Linked DNA regions of Homo sapiens: region 2 is linked to region 1. Evidence: chromatin loops called from intact Hi-C (ENCODE). Cell type or tissue: heart left ventricle. All regions are shown on one strand. Links, peaks and the distances in the headings refer to the core of each region. The heading gives the core; the rest is flanking DNA.

Evidence for each region. Peaks named below come from ENCODE experiments on the same cell type or tissue, not always from the same donor. Only the 100,000 strongest peaks of a DNase experiment are listed, where the experiment ranks them.
Region 2: it touches region 1 in a loop (2.5-fold over the local background); 5 of 110 quality-filtered maps call a loop at or near these places.

What each region holds. Positions count from the first base shown.
Region 1 is chr2:191,496,996-191,507,195 of GRCh38, reverse strand. No RefSeq gene overlaps it. Among named protein-coding and RNA genes, the nearest start is that of NABP1, 180 kb to the left of the region's middle. In heart left ventricle, for the core only: a CTCF peak has its summit at 5,440 (motif pointing right); no DNase peak of the experiment used is centred there; H3K27ac peaks cover 483 bases.
Region 2 is chr2:191,372,361-191,382,560 of GRCh38, reverse strand. It overlaps MYO1B (myosin IB), which reads right to left. Exons shown (of 31, transcript NM_001130158.3): 14 at 995-1,099. Among named protein-coding and RNA genes, the nearest start is that of MYO1B-AS1, 130 kb to the right of the region's middle. RefSeq lists an enhancer at 4,984-5,278. In heart left ventricle, for the core only: a CTCF peak has its summit at 4,506; a DNase peak (open chromatin) is centred at 5,088; H3K27ac peaks cover 865 bases.

The DNA of each region.
Region 1 (10,200 bases), core at 1,457-9,456:
GAACAATTTGTGCAGTTAACGCAATCATCACAGGGTCCTGAGGCGACATACGTCCTCAGCTTACAAAGATGACAGGATTAAGAGATTAAAGTAAAGACAGGCATAGGAAATTATAAGAGTATTGTTTGGGAAGTGATAAATGTCCATGAAATCTTCACAATTTATGTTCAGAGATTGCAGTAAAGACAGGTGTAAGAAATTATAAAAGTATTAATTTGGGGAACTAATAAATGTCCATGAAATCTTCACAATTTATGTTCTTCTGCCATGGCTTCAGCCAGTCCCTCTGTTCGGGGTCCCTGACTTCCCACAACACATATCCCAAACCATATAACAGGTACTTTTGGTTGCCAACACAATGGCCATCCCCCACCCAGCTCCTTTTAAAAAATAACGTCAGAGGCATTCATTCCTGAGGCTACTCCCCTCCCCTGAATCAAGATTCAGGGATACACCTTGATTGGTCTAAGCCAACTGTGGTGGTGCAGTCTTCCCTGCTGGCACATATTAAGCATGTGCATGTGATCCAGTTCTGACCAATAGGCTATGAGCAAATATTTGCTCGGGGTTTGGGGGGTTGTTAAAAAGTGGTTTCTTTACTCTTGAAAGAAAAAAAAAAAGCTCAAAGAAGAGAGACTCCCTTCTTCTTCTAGACTTTTTCATGTCTGCACATAACACCTAGGGCTGTGCCAGCTGTCCTGTATCTATGAGTATGGCAAGCGAGGGGATGACACTGACAAGATGAGATGGCAGAGTGAACACACACACACAAAAAAATGGAATCCTTCATGACATCCTTTCACCTCTGAATTAAATAAACCAGCTGCCTGAGCACTTATTTTTTCTTAGGAAAAATAAATTGGCCTTCTTATTAAACCAGGTGAGTTTGGATTTTTTGGCTTCTTGTGCCAAAAGCATCTTCCTGATATGCTATGTTCAAGCCATTGACTAAAACTAAACCCCTTTAACACAATATTTATACTGAATCAATGTGAACTTCTATCTCTGGGGATGCCATTTTCTTTTTTTTCTTTCCTTTTTTTTTTTTTTTTTTTGAGACAGAGTCTCACTCTATTGCCCAGGCTGGAGTGCAGTGGCGCCATCTCGGCTCAGTGCAACCTCCGTCTCCCAGGTTCAAGCAATTCTCCTGCCTCAGCCTCCTGAGTAGCTGGGATTATAGGCACGCACTACCACGCCCGGCTAATTTTTTTGTATTTTTAGTAGAGATGAGATTTCACCAAGTTGGCCAGGCTGATCTCAAACTCCTGACCTCAAGTGATCCACCCACCTCAGCCTCCCAAAGTGCTGGGCTTACAGGCTTGAGCCACCACGCCTGGCCGAGGCTTTCATTTTCATCTACATGCTTAAAGATGCCTCTTTCACCAACCCCTCTGGAATTGCTCTGTTTACGTTTCCTTCCTGGCAATTAATAACAGCTATTTTGGCTCAGAAAAATCAACAACTGGACCCTGTGCTTTCTTCTCCATTGTACCAAACAGTACCCAGAAGAAGAAGGGTGATACAGAGAAGATGAGTTGGTGATGTCACAAGAATGGCTCCCCTTGACTCACAGCCAAATTTATGGGGTAAAGAATCACCAAAGCAGTCAAGGTTCCACAGTCTGATGGAGGTCACTAACAGCATCTATTTATTCTGTCTTGTATGCAGACCTAAATTTGGTTCAAAAATAGCAGAATGACATTTTATAGGAAATTGACAAAGACACCATAGTAAATATTTAAAAGACCGACTTGTTTCAAAAGTGCCTCTGTTGCCCTATCCTTTCTTGTTGTCCAGCCCAGGGGTTTTAGGATCAGCAATGAAGTTTTGTCATGTCCTGATCATGCTGGTTTGTAATATCTGTCCTACTACCAACCCGCACCCAATGAGATGGGTGTGGCTAGAAGCAGTAATGGAGCAATCCTGACAAGAGGCATTTTCCATACCTCCTAACAGTGGAGTCCCGATGCCCATCTCATAGCACGAGTAATTTCTCTGTGTTATCAAAAGTATTCTGTTTAAATGTTTAATTTAACCTTGCAAATAATTATGAAATATGATCCACCCCACATATAGGCTGATTATCTTTCAAAATGTCACAGAAGGAAAAAAAAAATACCCTATGGATTATTTACATCTCTCTCAGCTCATCTCCTGAAGGCCAGAATTTGAGAGAGCAATTTAATACGTGCTTCTGTTATTCTTTGTTCCTAAGTCTCCATTTAGGATCATTGATATTAATCCAACTTAAACCTCAGCAATTGGTTATGTGACCTTAAACAAGTTGCTTAACCTCTTTAAGCCTCAGTTTCCTAGTAAAATTAGACAGTAATTTTATTGCAAAGAGTAAGATAATGTTGTAGGAGTTATTAAGAAATTATTTTAGGCAAATAGAGAGGAAAAAGCGTCCTTGGAAAGTTTTCATTTTTTAAAGCATCTTTGGAAAAGTTTCTTGTAAAGCCCCAGCTCTTAGAGCCAGGCCGGCAACCTTTGATATACAAATGCTGGCCATTAGAAACTGGGTCCACCCGGCCAGGCGCGGTGGCTCACGCCTGTAACCCCAGCACTTTGGGAGGCCGAGACGGGCTGATCACAAGGTCAGGAGATCTAGACCATCCTGGCTAACATGGTGAAACCCCATCTCTGTTAAAAAATAGAAAAAATTAGCCAGGCGTCGTGGCAGGTGCCTGTAGTCCCAGCTACTGGGGAGGCTGAGGCAGGAGAATGGCGTGAACCTGGGAGGTGGAGCTTGCAGTGAGCCGATATCGTGCCACTGAACTCCAGCCTGGGCAAGAACGAGACTCCGTCTCAAAAAAAAAAAAAGAAACTGGGTCCACCCAACATGGCCAGTCTGGCAACCTTTAATAAGCAAATGCCAGCCGTTAGAAACTGAGTCCACCCAACATGGTGATTCCTGCAGCCTTCTTGCCCTTGCCCCACATGTGCCTGGAAACATGGCTGCCCCCATCTATCCCCACATGTGTAGAACATCATGGTGCCCTGCATTTGCATATTAAAAGGCTAGGGTACGAGGGCCATTTTTTTCACGGGCTATGTGAATGACATGCCTTGTCAAACCAACCCCCTGAGCCCTACGCAAATCAAACATCGCCTCCTCCAGCCTCTTCATATACCTGGTTGGTTTCCGTGGCAAGTGGGGTTCCCTCTCTTGGCTTTGGAGTCCCCCTCCCTCTGTCTCTGTACAGGGGAGCTTTTTCCTTCTCCCTTCCTTCTTACTCCTTCTTGCCTATTAAATTCTCCGCTCCTTAAAACCACTCCACGTGTGTTTGTGTCTTATCTAATTTGATGTGAGACAAGAGCCCTGGTGTTCCTCCACTCATCAGAGCCACATCAATAATTTAGGTGAAGTGCTTGGCCTAATGCTTTGCGAAAAGCAAATGCTAATAAATATCAGCTTGTTACTGGTGGAAGTTATCTGAGTTACAGGTGGCAAATCCCTATGGGTCTGTAGCAACCTCAATTCTTGCCTCCTCAAAAGAAAGAATTCAACTGAGGGGCATAAGGCAGAAAAAGAGACTGAAGCAAGTTTCAGAGCAGGAGCGGAAGTTTACTGAAAAGCTTTAGAGAAGAAAGGAAAGTACACTTGGAAGAGACTCAAGTGGCAACTTGGAGGTCAACTGACCCATTTGATCTTGAACCTAGCATTTCATATGCATTTCACTTCCGGTGTTGTGATCCCTTTTTCCCTTGATTCTTCCCTTAAGGTGAGCCACCCACATGCGAGGTAGCCTACTGGTGCCTAGGAGGTGAGCGCGTGGTGTGTTTACTGGAGTTGTATGCATGCTCACCTGAGGCTTTCCTCCCTTTTCCAGTGGAATGCCGGGAAGGTCATACTCCACCATTTTGCCTCTTAACGTGCATGCTCGAGACCACGTGCCCAATTTCTGAAAGCTGCCCATTACCAGTTTCAGGGGTTTTTATGTACTGGGAAACTGCCTCTCCCTGGCGCTGGCTGCAACCAATTATTATATTAGAGAGGTACTGTGACAACTGCCTGACCATCATCCAATGGTCACCTGACATTCCTGGTGAGTGGGAGATGCCCTCTCCTGCCCTGCTGATGCCCGACTAGCTACCTTTTGTAACAAGCTGTTGTTGTCTTGTGTCATTGTTGCTAACAATTCTGCAAAGAACTTTGGAGTTTGGCTAAAGAAAAATAAATTTAGTTTTGTCATGGTCCTTCTTTTACCTTCCTTATGTAAACCAAAAATAAAATTCTAAGTCCCCCCAACCATCTGAATGGACTTCCTTCTTGGCCACGGTGCTCTTAAAATTTAACCTGAGAGACTGGTTTAGGCCAGGACAGGAAGTGAGGGTTGGACAGCATTCATTATAGCTCACTGGCATCGACATCAATGTAGACCTTAAGTCTGATAAGAAGCATTTACAGGCCAGGCACGGTGGCTCACACCTGTCATCCCAGCACTTTGGGAGGCTGAGGCAGGCAGATCATGAGGTCAGGCACTCGAGACCAACCTGGCCAACATAGTGAAACCTCGTCTCTACTAAAAATACAAAAAAAAATTAGCCGGGCATGGTGGCTTTCTCCTGTAGTCCCAGCTACTCGGGAGGCTGAGGCAGGACCTGGGAGGCAGAGGTTGCGTTGAGCCCAGATCGGGCCACTGCACTCCAACCTGGGCAGCAGAGTGAGACTCCGAGACTCCATCTCAAAAAAAAAACCAAAAAAACAAAAAAAGCACTTACAATTCATTCTCTCTGAAGCCGGCTACCTGGAGGCTTCATCTGCATGATAAAACTTTGATCTCCACAACCTCTTATTACAACCCAGACATTTCCTTTCTGTTGATCCCAGGTCTAGATAAGCTCAACCAATTGTCAACCAGAAAATTTTAAAATCTACCTATAAACTGGACCGCCCCCCCAACCCTCACCACCTTTGAGTTGTTCCGCCTTTCTGGACCAAACCAGTGTATTTCTTAAATGTGTTTGATTGAAGTCTCTTGCCTCCCAAAAAATGTATGGAACCCAAGCTGCACCCCGACCACCTTGGGCACATGTTCTCAGGACCTCCTGAGGGCTGTGTCATGGGCCATGGCCACTCATATTTGACTCAGAATAAATGTCTTCAAATATTTTACAGAATTTGACTCTTTTTGTTGACACTTAACCATAAAATGGAGACGATATTCTGTCTAACGTTGAAGAATTAAGTAAAACTAAATCTTTAAGCACTAGATTTTACAGGCAGAATTTTGTTACTATAAAGTGTTAGATTAAAAGTTTATTTCTAAATGCTTGTTCATTTCAGAAAATTAAAGCTTTTTCTTTGATAATTACAATACTGCTGTCTTTTCTTGCACAAAGAAAGACAATGGAGAAACAAGGTAACAGGAAGTCCCCATAAGTTTTCCTCTTATTTTACTAAACACTGTACAACCAAGAGGCAAAATTAATTCCACAAGAGGGAGACAGGTCCATGCTGAATTTCCTCAGGGAAAGAAAAAAAAAAAAGAAACTATGATTCTGTTCAAGGACTTCTTGAAATTTCCAAAGACATTTTAGGTTTTGCCATATTTTTAAAGGGGTCAGTTTGTGTGCTCTTTCCTTTTTCTCTCACCTTTCAATGAGCTATTAGAGAAACCGGTCCTGTCTAAAGGGAGCCAGAAATTGAAACTTGGCTCCCAGGCAGACCTTTCAACAAAGGCCACAGCCATCTCCCAACTGGCCTTTGCTCCTCCAACTTGACATATGACACGGGTCCCACCAACCATCTCTTTCTGTGGAAACCAGCTTCCATTTCTCCCCTTCGTTTTCTGGTCTCTCCCATGGCCAGCCCCCTCTCCTTCACCCTGGGGCAGGAGGGAAGGCAGGGAGGGAAGAGCTGAAGCTGCGGCTGCTCTGGTGTGTTTCTACAAGATGCCTGGCAGCCTATGGGCCTCCCAGCTGGCACGGGGGTGAGGAGACCCGGAGCTTGGTGTGGGGAGGACAAGAGACCTACACACAATGGGATCCCAGGAGATGAGCAATAACCCCACTTCTGGCTCAGCCAGCCGTGTTTGGCCTGTTTCCGCAACAGCTATAATTTGCTTTGTTTCTGTGCCAGAGTGGGCTTCCCCAGCATGGGAAAGGATTCCTTTTTGGTTCATCCCCACAGTTTCCAGAAGCCTCCCTACTTCAAGCTGCTGCAGTGTATGCGTCTCTACTGAAGGATAATAAAGTTGTCTTTGGAAGGAGCATTCCTGACTCAGCCACTTCCTACCTGTGGGGCTTTGGCCTCAGGTTCACCTTTCGTTGTGTGGGGATGATAACAGTCTGCAGAGTATCAGGATTAAAAGAGACTAGACAAGTCTGTGATTTTCAAATTGTGCCCTGAGGAGCCCTAAGGGTCTGGAGGACATATCTAAAAAAAACTGCTCTGGCAATGCAGGGGGAGCTCCAGCAGTTCGATATCACCTGCTTCACTCACACACACACACACACACAGTTACTTTACTCACAATAGCTGGTTGGCCTTGCCTAGAAGAGCTTGACCCTCTCCAGATTACAATCCTCCTCTTCCTCCCTGTGCTTTAGAGCTGGGGTTTCTAATCACTAGCCTTATGCAGCTATTTTCAAATGGGGCTTCCCTGGAGCTGCACTGGGGTTTGGATACCCAGCCTCATATCTACTCTGCCCCCGCCCCTTAACCCCACAGGGCAGCTCTGCTTTTCTCTGTCTTATATAATACACTGTGGTTCTGAGTAGCGTTGGTAGCGAGGCAGCAGTCTAATGCTCTCAGTCTGAGAAGCCCCTGATGGAGGGCATCTGGAAGCACTTAGGGGAGCAGTAGTGATGAGGCATGATGCCAAAAGGCATGGGGAATGTGAGCAAGAATTGAGTGGGACTGGGGCTGCCTCAATGCAATTGGCTTGCCAGCACAAGGGCTCCAAATACTTCTTAGTCCCAATACTTACTACTTGCCAATTGCCTGAGACTGCTTTCTTTCTTGGTTTCTGCCAGTTTCAACAAGAACGAAGAAGGAAGCTGTTCGGCTTAAGCCAGAACATCGCATGTTGTGGGAGCAGCGGCTCAAGGAGGAGCAGATGCAGAAGCCCAGGTAGCAGAGTGCAGCTGCCACCCACAGCCAGCCCTGCCTCTGACAGGGGATACAGCCTGCTGGCGTGAATGGTCCATGCCACCATGCCATGTGAGGGACAAGGAGACTCCTCCTCAACTGTGAAAAACTCAACACACCACATTCACATATGCGACACACATTTTATTTTTGCCTCTATAATTTTCCTGTCATTTTACTTTATTTTTATTTGAATTGTTTAATTTTGTCACACAAAATGTGAAATTATGTCACCCAAAAGGAAGAAGCAGTGTCTGTCAACAGATAAATGGATAAACAAAATCTGTTTGTACATATACATTCAATGTTATATTATTCAGCCTTAAGAAGGAAGGAAATTCTAACACATGATACAACGTGGATGAACTTTGAGGATATTATGCTAAGTGAATAAAACAGTCACAAAAGGGCAAATATAGTATGATTCCACTTATTCAAGATATGCAGAGTAGTTGAATTCATACAGACAGAAAGTAGAATGGTTGTTGCCAGGGTCTGGAAAGAGGGAGGAATGGGGAATGTATTAGTCCATTTTCACGCTGCTGATAAAGACATACCTGAGACTGGGCAATTTACAAAAGAAAGAGGTTTATTGGACTTACAGCTCCACATGGCCAGGGAGGCCTCACAATCATGGTGGAAGGCAAGGAGGAGCACATCACATCTTACATGGAGACAGCAGGCAAAGAGAGCTTATGCAGGGAAACTTCCGCTTTTAAAAACCATCAGATCTCATGAGACTCACTCACTATCATGAGAACAGCACAGGGAAGACCCGCCCTCGTGATTTAATTATCCCCCACCGGGTCCCTCCCACAACACGTGAGAATTATGGGAGCTACAAGATGAGAGTTGGGTGGGGACACACAGCCAAACCATATCAGGGAGATAGTGCTTAATGGATACAGAGATTTAGTTTAGGAAGATGAAAGAAGTTCTGGAGATGGATTATAGTGATAGTGTACAACAATGTGAATGTGCTTTAATACTACTGAACTGTACACTTAAAATGGTTAAAATAGTAAATTTCACATTATATATATTTTACCACAGAAAAAAGGAGTTTTTAATGTTTGGTTATGAAATATTTTAATCATACAGAAAAATACATATCAGCCACTTGTGTAAGTCTTTGGATTTAATAGACACATTTTGTCATGTTTGTTTCTTTTTTTTAAGAAATAAATCATCACAGATGCAGCTAAACCTTCCCTCCTTGTTCCAGTTGTATTCATCTTTTTCCTCCTTTCCTTGTATGTTTTAATGTTTTACTGTATAATAATACACTATTTTGTGTGATGTTTTAATCAGACAGAGAATATTATATTTTCCAACTTACTTTTTGTTGTATTTTTAGAAATTGTTCCACATTGACCTATGTAGTTCATTCATTTTTAACCTCTGAATATTATTCGGTTGTTTGAATCCCCCACTGGTGGACATTTAGGTTGCTTCCACTTTTTTGCTACCACTACAAGTGCTGCTGTGAATATCCTGTGCATGTCACCCTGAGTGCATGTGTAGAGTTTCTCCGGTGCACAGTCCTGCAGTGGAAATTTTGGGTTGTAGAGGACATGTGTTTTCCACTTCACTAATATTGTCAAGTTGATCTTTGAGGTGGTTGCACAATTTGAATTCCTACCTTCACTGAAAAAGACCTCTTGTTTCCACCATTGCCCTCAACAAACTTTGGAATTATTACTTTTTTTCCCATGCTAATGGATGTGAAGTGATATCTCACTGTGAGTTTAATTTGCATCCACCCTCCCCCAAACATCAGTGAGAGTGAGCAGGTTCTCACAAGCTTACTGAACATTCCAGTTTCTTCTTTGAAAAATTGCTTGCTTCCTAAATGGTAATTTCCAGAAGGCCAAGGATAGTCTGTGTTATTTATAGTTGTATATTCATTACCTAGCACAATGCCTGGCACATGATAGGTAGGCATCATTATCTGCTGAATGAATGAATTGCCAGGCATACTGATAGGTGCTAGGTAAAAATAGTATTTAAAAAACATTAATGACGGTAGGTGCTATAAATACTCCTGACCTTGAAGTTGATAGAAGTTAAATAATTTGCCAAGGCCACACAGCTATTACACGGTGGAACCTGGACTCAAACCCTGCTCTGTCTCATGCCAGAGCTCACACCCTTAATACTACAACATCCTGCCTCCCCTCAAAACTCAGATGGAAGACCAAAGAATAAAGAACAAATATATTACGGATCTTTAATGCTGTTAACAATTCTTTGTTATTTTATCTTGATTAGATCTCTCAAGAAAATAAAAATGTGTTTCAATGTCTGAAAGCACAGTTGCTTTTGGAAAGTATCAAATGATTTTCTTAGTTTGGAGGCCTTGTACCAGGCAGAAAAAAAAATGCTCCTCTTATTTAAAAGAAAAGCTGGCACCAGCTGCTACTGTTTCTAGATCATTTATATCTATAACCCATACTTTTCACCCAAATAGTAAGCTTACCCAACTGCCTATAAGATACCTCTTAGCTTGCCTCTCCGAAATTGAACTCTAGTCACCATCTCCCCCAAATCTGTTCCAGCCACAGCTTTCCCATCCCAGTTGATGACAGTTGTTGACAGCCCCACCCTTTCCGTTGTTCACAACAAAAACCTGTGCTCTTTCTTTCCCAGCTCACATCCCTCCCCCTCAGCGTATCTGCTGGCCCTGCCTTAACAACACATGCAAAGCTCAACCACGGCTCGCCACCCTCCACTTTCTCTCCCTGGTCTTATCATCTTTGTCTCTGCATTTGTTTCCTAACAGGTGCCCCTGTTTCTTCCCTTGCCTCCAACCATCTATTGGCAACACGGCAGTCAGAGTGATCCTGTTAACATTCAGATTATGTTCCTCTCCTGCTCAAAAGCCTGCAGTGACTCTCCATTTCATTCAGTTTAAAAACTAGAGTCCTTCAAAGAGCCACAGGCCCCACATAATCCTGCTCCTCACTCCTTCCCTGAGCTCATCTCCTATCTCCCCTCATTTGCTCCTCTCTAGCTACAGTGACCTCCTTACTGTCCCTTTCATATGCCAGGGCACTCCTCCCGTAGGGCCTTCAAGAGAGCCTGGAGAGCTGCTCCTCACATAG
Region 2 (10,200 bases), core at 1,358-9,357, 120 kb after region 1:
CTGTTTTAAGTTACCCATCAAAGTTTGGGCATTCTCTTCATGATGAGAAGACAGGAAAAGAATGAATCGTGCTTTTAGAATATTTATGTTACTAAAAGGTGCCAGACAAGTATAAAACATTTCTGAAGCATAATGAGTACTCTAAAATAAAGATGAAATATTTATGATTTAGCTTTTGAGTAAATGGGTTGTTTTACTAAGCCACTGGGGATAACAATCACATTAGAAAAATCTATATGGAAAGAAAGATAAAAGAGAATTCAGTGTCCTTAATGGCTTAAAATGATACTAAGAAAATAAAGGAAAACAGGTAATATCATTACTAAAATATTAAGGCAAATAAACAAAAAAGGAAATAAAAATATAAACATAACAATTCCTTTTTATTTTTTGAAATAACTAATTTTACACTTGAAAAAAGACTGGCTATTTTAAAAAATAAAAGGGTGAAAAGCAAATATATATTTTTAAATTAATGATGAAAAGACTCTGCAAACACTACTTCTGGTTATTTTAAGATTATATTAAATGAGATAATCTATACATAGCACTTAATATAATACCTGCTATGTAGTAAGGACTCAGTAACTGTTACCTATTTTTACTATAAATTTGAATACTCAATACTTTTTGATATTGAACAAAGTCTCAAAATATTTTCAAATCTACTTACAGTGATGCTGACTTTTTTGGTATACAGTTCTCTAAGTTTTGGCAAATGTATAATGTCAAGCAACCACCACCATTATCAGTCCCCAAAATTCTCTTTGCAGCCACAACCCTCTCACAACTCCTATCTCCTGGCAATCCCTGACTCTATAGCTTCTTATAGGTAATCAGTCTCTATAGCTTTGCCTCTTCTAGAATGACAGATGGAATCATACAGTATGTAGCCTTTTGAATATGGCTTCTTGTTTAGGCTATCTTCTGAATTAGAATTTATATTACGAGTAAAAAAGGACCAACACTTTTAAAAATAGCATTTCAACATTACCTCCCGTATATACTCCTCCTGCTCTTCTTTAAGAGTAAGTTCAATGAAGATTTGTTGCAGCTTTTCGTTACAATAATTAATAATGAACTGCTCAAAGCTGTTGTCCTGTATGGAGAAAATGAAAAACAGCTTTATAAACCATGCCACTAGCTCTCTCAAAACAATGACACTCAGACATCTCAATCCATGAGAAATGCCACACATGATCTCTCAGATTTAACTGTGGCCCAGCACACGGCTCCTAGGACAGACGCTTGCCCATTGCAGGCACTCGAGGAGTGGGTCATGAGTAAGTGAATGAATGAAGTATACACAAATGATGCAATATTTGAAGGATGAAGACTTTTAGTTGACAGAGAAGCACCCCAAACAGAAAAGCTAGAAACAATCTCACTTCCTTTGCTGAAGGATCAGCAAAGACACAGTGAGCTCCACAATCTCTGTCACCAAGTTCTGAATCTCCCATTCTCAGGTGAAACTTCAGAGCTCAAGGAAGTCCCCCTGAACTGACCCCTTATTGTCCCCATCCAGGGACAGATCCCTCACTCTGACTCTTGCATCCTAACCCTTTTTGTAAATCATGTTATACGAACATGTGTGTATGTGTAAGTATACACATGTACAGATTAGTTTCATATACATCTGCCTCACTAGACTGTACATTCTTATGGGTGAGGGCTGACCATGCTCTCTTGTTCACTGTATTCCTACCCCTTACACAGCACCTCACACCTAGCAAGTTCTCAATATGTATTGGCTGACTGTATGAACAAATGAAGTTCCTACCAAATGGAGACCCAAAGATTAAAGCATCTCCCTGACAAGAAACAATCTCTCTCTCTGTAGAAGGCCCATACCCTTGATCACTCTTAGAAGTCTCAGCAGCCTCTCCTTCATATTAATCTCTTATGAATTTGTTGACAGAAGCTTTATGCCTAAATCATTTCTGAACAATCTGCAGGGCTTAATGTATTGCTGTACATCCTGAGAGCACCAAATGAATAAATTTATCAAGAACCACATCGTCCAGGAAGAAGTAGATCTGACACTAAAACTTGTTTTCACCTCTATTTTTCTTTATCGCCCAAAGATGGTGGCAGTGGGAGCGAGGGATAGTATGACTCCACCACTGGTAAACTGGACTCTTCTCCCACAATGGTGGCCAGTCCTGGTCTAATGAGGAAGGAGAGCCCACATGTAATGGTGCAGCCAAAGCTCACTGCTCCTTGTGAACAGGCAGAGCCACTGGCCTTCAAATCCCTCCATACATGATAGAAGTGAAAAAGTCACAGAGTCTTCTGAAAGTTGATCTTTAAAAATCAACTTTGGTCTTACTTAGGAAAACTTAAAAATGATACTTATGCTGCAGCATCTAACTACATTCTTTCCTGGAAGTCAGCTAGGAATTTCTAATCACCAGTGATGCAGTGATCAGAGGAAATTTTAAACTCAAACTCATAAATAACACATGTGAATATATTGTCAGTGACTTATCTTGTTAATGCTAAACTTAGTTAAGGATAAAAGTTTGTTTGTTTTATGTCTTGAAGAGTCTTACTAAAAGGCAAACATTTATTTTCAATAATTTTGACAAATATAGTCAGATACAAAGGGCACTCCTCAGTCCTCATTTTCACACAAATTTTTTAAAACCCTGTGCTCAAATTCGCAGAGCTAACAATTTCAATTAGAAACTGAAGTTGGTCTAGTATAGATGCCTTATTATTATTATACTCAGCATAAAGGCATTCCATATATCAGAAAGTCTCAATTGCTTTGCTAAAGTATGTCCCTATATGATGCAACTATAAATAAAACCTATAAGTAAAAGTAAAACATTAATAACTTATAAGAGCAGATCTTTGACTTTTTTTTTAGACAACAGTCTCATGGAACAAATGTGTTATCTGGCAAGTCTGTGCCCATGGAGCTATTTCAACCCTATTATGCTAAATCATCAAACAGCAAATAATGAGAAGGAAAGGAAAGCACTAGTGTCCTCAGACACATTGTGTAGCTATGAACAGCTCAAAGTACACTTCTAAAACAGGACCATGAAATACACACAAGCAGATTAGAAACCAGAGGCAAAGCTTCACAATTACAAAACAATTTAAGGATTAAGTTACAACTAAATTAAATTTGCCCATAACCTTTAAAAATTCCTGTATGGATTCTGTATTTTATATCCACATGGTTATTCAACAACCACTTACTGCAAAACTCACACAGCTAGAGAAGCTATTAACACAAGAGCATGCAACAGACCAGCACTGCAAACAGGTCATACTTACTGCATTCTGGTGCAAAAAGGGACAAATTACACAAAATGCAGTCAGTTCTTAATTAGCAATAAACTTCTAAAAGTGAGCATGTATTGATAGTTATTCATGGTTACAAATGATGGCTTTTACCATTCAGGCTGTATTTTTGATCAGTGTAAAACTTTGGATCAAGACCCATATCCAGTCAATTCAAAAGACAGGACCACAATACCTTCCTGTGGTGTCTGAACTGTGGTTTGCTAGGGGAGGGTTCTTCAGGATAAAAACAGTTTGACTGAAATAATGATACATCATATAACTTGCCTGAAGCTTTAAAGCTTCAAAATCCAATGCTTCTAATTATAAATTATCAGGAAAAAGAAAACATGCCATCCAGGCTATCACCAGTAATTCTATATGACAAATGCTCCTTCTAACAACCCCACAATATCACCCCTTATCCCAAAATCTTTCTTCAGTTGAATCTCTCCCACTGTAGGTTCCCACACTGCCCCAATCCCGCTTGAAGCAGCCCTGAAAAACATTGCTCATTCTCTCTCCATACCACCCCCCAAAATTTTCGCCGTCCCAACGCTTTACCACTATTTTATTTTTCTTATCAATATAAGAAGACAGGAATGTCAAGCCTCTGAGCCCAAGCTAAGCCATCGTATCCCCAGTGACCAGCACGTATATATCCAGATGGCCTGAAGCAACTGAAGATCCACAAAAAAAGTGAAAATAGCCTTAACTGATGACATTCCACCATTGTGATTTATTTCTGCCCCAACCTAACTGATCAATGTACTTTGTTATCTCCCCCACCCTTAAGAAGGTTCTTTGTGAGATCTGCCCCCTGCCCCCAAAACATTGCTCTTAACTCCACCACCTATCCCAAAACCTATAAGAACTAATGATAATCCCACCACCCTTTGCTGACTCTCTTTTCAGACTCAGCCTGCCTGTACCCAGGTGAAATAAACAGCCATGTTGCTCAAAGAAAAAGAAAAAAGAAAAAAAGAAAACATGCATGACATGTATCCAAGGTCCACATCCACCCAAACAGTCAGGGCAGTGGTGGTTGGCAGATCACCAAAAAGTGAAGAGATCCATCATAATCCAAAAGTAACTCCCCTTTCCCACCCCAGGGACACATCCCTGTGTAGTACCGTGCTAAGGCTCCTTTTCAAAAACCAATAAGGAGAGAGTATTCTCCTGGAGATGCCCTAATAACAAAAACTTGACTGTCTGAACTTACTCTACTGCTAAAAAAACACCGCCCCCTCCCCGCCAAAAAAAAACCAAAACAAAAATAGAATAGCACAATCACCGATGTAGAAATTAACTTACTTCCCCACAGAAATCAGCATCTATTGCAAACTCACCTCCAAAGTCTCCAAAACATGTCATGGGTCACCTAGATGATCCTTACTGCTCAAAGTGAAGGCTAAAGACACACACCTCTCTTGTGATCTAAGCTGAAGTTGATGGCATTGTTCAAATTTGGAGGAAAATGGGACTGCACATATGATTAAAAACTTTCAAAAATTTAAGGAATAATCAATAATCTGCAGAAAATTAAGGAATAGCCTGGCAGCAGTTCACAGAACTCTAACTTGTATAGGTCTAACACATTTTTCCATTAATACAAATATTAAATTAATACCTGGTTTTCAACTTGGGCCCCCTCTCCTTCATAAAATAGCTAAACTGAGACTAGAAACCACCAGATGAATAGGAAGGCCCCAAAGCAACTTTATATGTGGAGACTTTTTTGGTTTGTCAAGAACTGTGTGAATAGCCAGCAATCCCTGAGCCAGGCCCTCTCCCACGTGTCAGGCTCATGAATCAAAGTCTCCAGAAGAGGAAGTGGGCAGGAACTTGCCCCAGGAATGACTCATCTCCTCTCTCCAGTTTTCCACCCATGCTCCAAGTATGCAATTTTTCTCTACTGTCTTACCCACATTTATCCCTGAAGACTAAGGAATAAAACTAAAACTTAGAAACATCTTCAAACAAGTACCTTCTGGGCTTTCTATTACATAACCTCCCTAAATGAAGCTGAGGCTGCTTTAGAGAACAAAGGCAAACAGCAAGGTGTCTGTTCTCTGCTATTTCACACTATAGTTACCAACTATAGATTGGGATAGGGAGCACTTACTATGTTTAGAAGTATATAATATAATCAAATTTTAAACGCTAGGGCTTCTTTTAAGAATTCTAGACTTTGAGTCCATCCTTTCAACATCAAAACAAACAAACAACAACAAAAAAACAAAGCCCAGAAAATCTTATTCCCAGTCGATTCATAACTACTTTATACTCACAAGTATCAATCATAAACTCTCCAATATAAATTAAGATGTATCAAAAATACTGGCCCCTTTGTATATTCTCCTTAGCAACAAAGGAGACTGATGATATTTTATACTCTTTAAGGAAGACAGGTATTTTAAAAACTCTTAGGCTCTTTAAAAACAATAAATATTGAAAGGAAGACAGTAAATAGAAGTGGCAGCTCTGTCCCTCTGTATTTGGGACAGAGAAATGGGAAGGAGTCTGTAGGTGAATATAATGTATTTGAAACAGCGAGCAGTCCAAACACAAAGACCATGGCTTATGTTAATTACATATTAGTGTTTCTTATAGTTCAGCACTTTGATTTGAGGTCAAATTTTGAATATAACATGCTGGCTTGGGGGTTTCTACATTTTTACATACAGTAAAGTCTCCTGCATAATAAATGAGTCAATGCATTTATATAAAAGTTACAGGATTTTGAGTGTATATCACTATTTTAGGGAAGTTGGGCTATATTATTGCTGTAAAATATGCTGTTGGTCCTTGCAAAGATTTATTTGGTGTTAAAGCCTTTGACAGCTTCTGATTATAATGCTGTTCCTATAGAAAAATATAATGCACTTAACCACGGTCCATTTTTAAATATCACAGCATCAAGAAACAGGCTCCAAAACAAGAATTGCTTTTTTTAGAATGTAAACTTAAAAAATCCTCAAAATATATGAGAAAACCATTTAATATGAAATAGTCTCCTTTTTAGACATTTACAAAATTGAATGACTAGCTAAAGGTTTAGAAAATTTCCCTTAACATTTTTTCTTCCAGGTATATACTAAAATACAGCAAATTTTAAGAAAAACAATGTTATCGTGCTCTTCTTAAACATTTTAAAATAGGCTTTCATCTAAAAACTTTTTATACCTGGAAGAAATACACACATATTATTACACAGAACAGAAGCCCAACTTCACAAAGGAAGAAAATTATAATCCAAATATTCCAATTATTCCACACATTTAAGTTTGAATTTTTTTTTTTTTTTTGATACGGAGTCTCGCTCTGTTGCCCAGGCTGGAGTGCAGTGGTGTAATCTCGGCTCACTGCAACCTCCGTCTCCCGGGTTCAAGTGATTCTCCTGCCTCAGCCTCCCAAGTAGCTGGGACTACAGGAGCATGCCACTATGCCTGGATAATTTTTGTATTTTTAGTAGAGACGGGGTTTCACCATGTTGGTCAGGCTGGTCTTGAACTCCTGACCTTGTGATCTGCCCGCCTTGGCCTCCCAAAGTGCTGGGATTATAGGAGTGAGCCACCGTGCCAAGTTTGGACATTCTTATAACTGAAAAGATGGTCTGTGATTTCTGAGAAATATTTACAGCATATCCATAAAATATACACTATAAGACTTTGATTCATGAGACTGACACATGGGGAGGAGTGCCCGGCTCTGGGATTCAGGAATTGCTGGCTATTCACACAGTTGGATCCATCTATCTATCTATCTATCTATCTATCTATCTATCTATCTATCTTTTACAAATCATAGCAGTTGTCATCTTTTGTTTTTAAATCTACTTTAAATTGTTTCCTTCCTCTTCAATTATAAGCTTTCTAGCATAAGAAGGACCAAATGAAGGCAAGAAACTAGAGTAGAAGGTGCTGACTATAGCCAGAATTTCTTTTAAAAACAATTTAGAAAACAAATCCTATGATCATGAGGTGTACCTACCAGACTACAATGACTCTTGCCCAAGTATTAGATTTTTTTATTTGAAATAATCATTGCATCCAGCCTATCATACTCTTACCATATATGGGTCACTTTCAGTGAGGTTTATGAGGGCAAGATAAATAAGGAGTCCATAACTGAAAGTAATTAGCACTTTGCCTGTGTTAAACTAGCTCCACTGTATGAAAGGTGAAATAATCAGCTACTACTGCCTGCTTTGGTCTACAGAACACTAATGACCAATCAGATTTTCCCAGTAAAATATCTGCCAGTTTTAATGCCTGTCAGATAAGTATGTAGAAAACGAGCTGAAATCAATGTAGATTGTTCAACTTACTTTTTAACTTAATATCTTTTTTCAAAAAAAGAATAGCAGTTCTTTTATGGATATGCTATAAATATTTCTCAGAAATCACAGACCATCTTTTCAGTTATAAGAATGTCCAAACATAAATGTGTGGAATCAGAGTATTTGCATTACAATTTTCTTCCTTTGGGAAGTTGGTCTTCTGTTCTACCAGGATGTACAGCTAGATTTTTTTTCCTCTATGCATTTTAATTCACTTCACCTTATTTTTGGTATCAATGTTCTACTGATCTATTTTCCAAACTGACATCGGATCACATGTGGCCAGCCAGGCAGCACTTCCAGCTGGTACTGGGATGTTTTGCAGTCAAATCCATGTGTCATCAACCCATGGTTTAATGCATCAGTTTCCCTCTTCCGTTCAGAGACAGACCACAGGGAATGAAAGGTTTCCACCAGCTCAGCTAAAAAAGGCATTTTCATGGGAACTGCAGGGCCATGGGACAACTAGACGCATTTTTTTAAAAAAGTCTCGCCCTTTAGTGTCCAGTTTTTAAAGAGATGCCCAGGGTATTCTAAAAGGCAGAACTCTTAATTCCTACAGTCAATTGAAGAACAACAGAACAAATAAAAAAATACATGTTATCTATACTCCAGCAGTTTCTTTTCACTTGGGTGGAAAATATCACAGAAATTTTCATTTTTGCCTTGATGTGGATCTGAATACTTCTTCCATACTCTGACCCCTTGTACTTCAACTTGCAGTACTTTAAAGTTCTTAATTTTCTTGGTTTCCTAACACTCTGAGCTTCCTGATGTCTCCATGTGTTCTAACATTGCTGAGAATCCAGGAAAATATAGGCTGGCATCTGGGAATGTATGTGAATAATTTATTAAAAGAAGAAAAACACGTCTGTAACTCTGTATTAAAAAGCAGGTAAAAGTACCTAAAAATCCCCAACCAAATCGCTAATCTAACCTCCCCACAAATAAATTTATTTAAAAAAGTTATTAAAAATCAAAACTGAAGATTAATCTGAGAAGGCTTAAAAAGGAAAATGGAGGTAACAATTAAATATAATGAAAAAACAAATCTTGATTCTCTCAAGGAACTGGGGGGAAAAAAAGAAAAATTATTTACTGCATGTAGAAGGAAAGTTAAATTTTTATAATTTGATGGCCATTATAAGATTTGCTATAGACATATAACTGATTGGATTTGGCCTTGGCTGAAAGTTCTGTTTAAACGGAGTAAAAACCGCCTCCCAGGTTCAAGCGATTTTCCTGCCTCAGCCTCCCAAGTAGCTGGGACTACAGGCGCAAGCTACCACGCCCAGCTAATTTTTGTATTTTTTAGTAGAGACAGGGTTTCACCATGTTTGCCAGGATGATCTCGATCTCCTGACCTCGTGATCCACGCACGTTGGCCTCCCAAAGTGCTGGGATAACAAGTGTGAGCCACCATGCCCAGATGAACAGTAGGTGAGGCCCAATGTTTTACAAGGGTGTTTCATACAGTGGCCAAGCAGCATGAACACCACATGTTTGGAATCTGCAGTTTACTCCAGAGACTACTGTCTAACAGAGCATTTGGTCTCAACCTTGAGTGCACACTGGAATCACCTCAGAGCTTTAAAAAGGTTGCTGCTGCAGCCCCATCTCCAGAGATTCTGACATAATTGCTCTGGGTACAGCCTAGACATCTGAATTTGCAAAAGCTCCCCAGGTGATGCCAATGCACAGCCATTTGAGAACCACTGAAATAGAGTAATCCTCTGAAGAAAGGAAGAATATTTAGAAATGTAACACAGGCAGCCAGGCCGGCGCGGTGGCTCATGCCTGTAATCCCTGCACTTTGGGAGGCTGAGGTGGGTGGATCATGAAGTCAAAAGATCGAGACCATCCTGGCCAACATGGTGAAACCCTGTCTCTACTAAAAATACAAAAATTAGCTGGGCGTGGTGCTGCAGGAAAATCACTTGAACCCTGGAGGCAGAGGTTGTAGTGAGCCGAGATCGCACCACTGCACTCCAGCCTGGAGACACAGTGAGACTCCGTCACAAAAAAAAAAAAAAAAAAAAAAAAAAGGAAATATAACGCAGGCATTTTCATAAACTGAAGTCTCTAGTTGAAACAGTGTTGAGAAAAATGATGGTATAACTTGCAGAAGGAGGGCACATTCAGCAAGACAGGTATGGAGAGAAACTTGAATTAACCAGAAGTGAAAAATATTCTTGGATTGCTGAAGGGTATAGGGTATTTCACCCAGCATCAAGTTAAAGGATGTTTACACAGGAACATCTGACTTCTGTTCTGATTAGGTCTGTAGCAAACAAACTTTTAAAACGTAATATAGTTTCCTGATTAGACTTTCCTACCTGATAGGATACATCCTCTGGCAGCCACAGACTCTCAATCTTAGGGCTAAGACTCTAAGCTCCATGCAGACAAGGAATATCTCAGTTATGTTTACTACTGGTATCTGGTAACTCAATAAACACTTGAGAAATGACTCGAATTGTTTATGAGTTATAACTCAGTTTCCTTTGAGTGTTATAAGTGTTTCTTTTCCCATGGCTAATTAGATCTTAGGACCTACTGGAAGT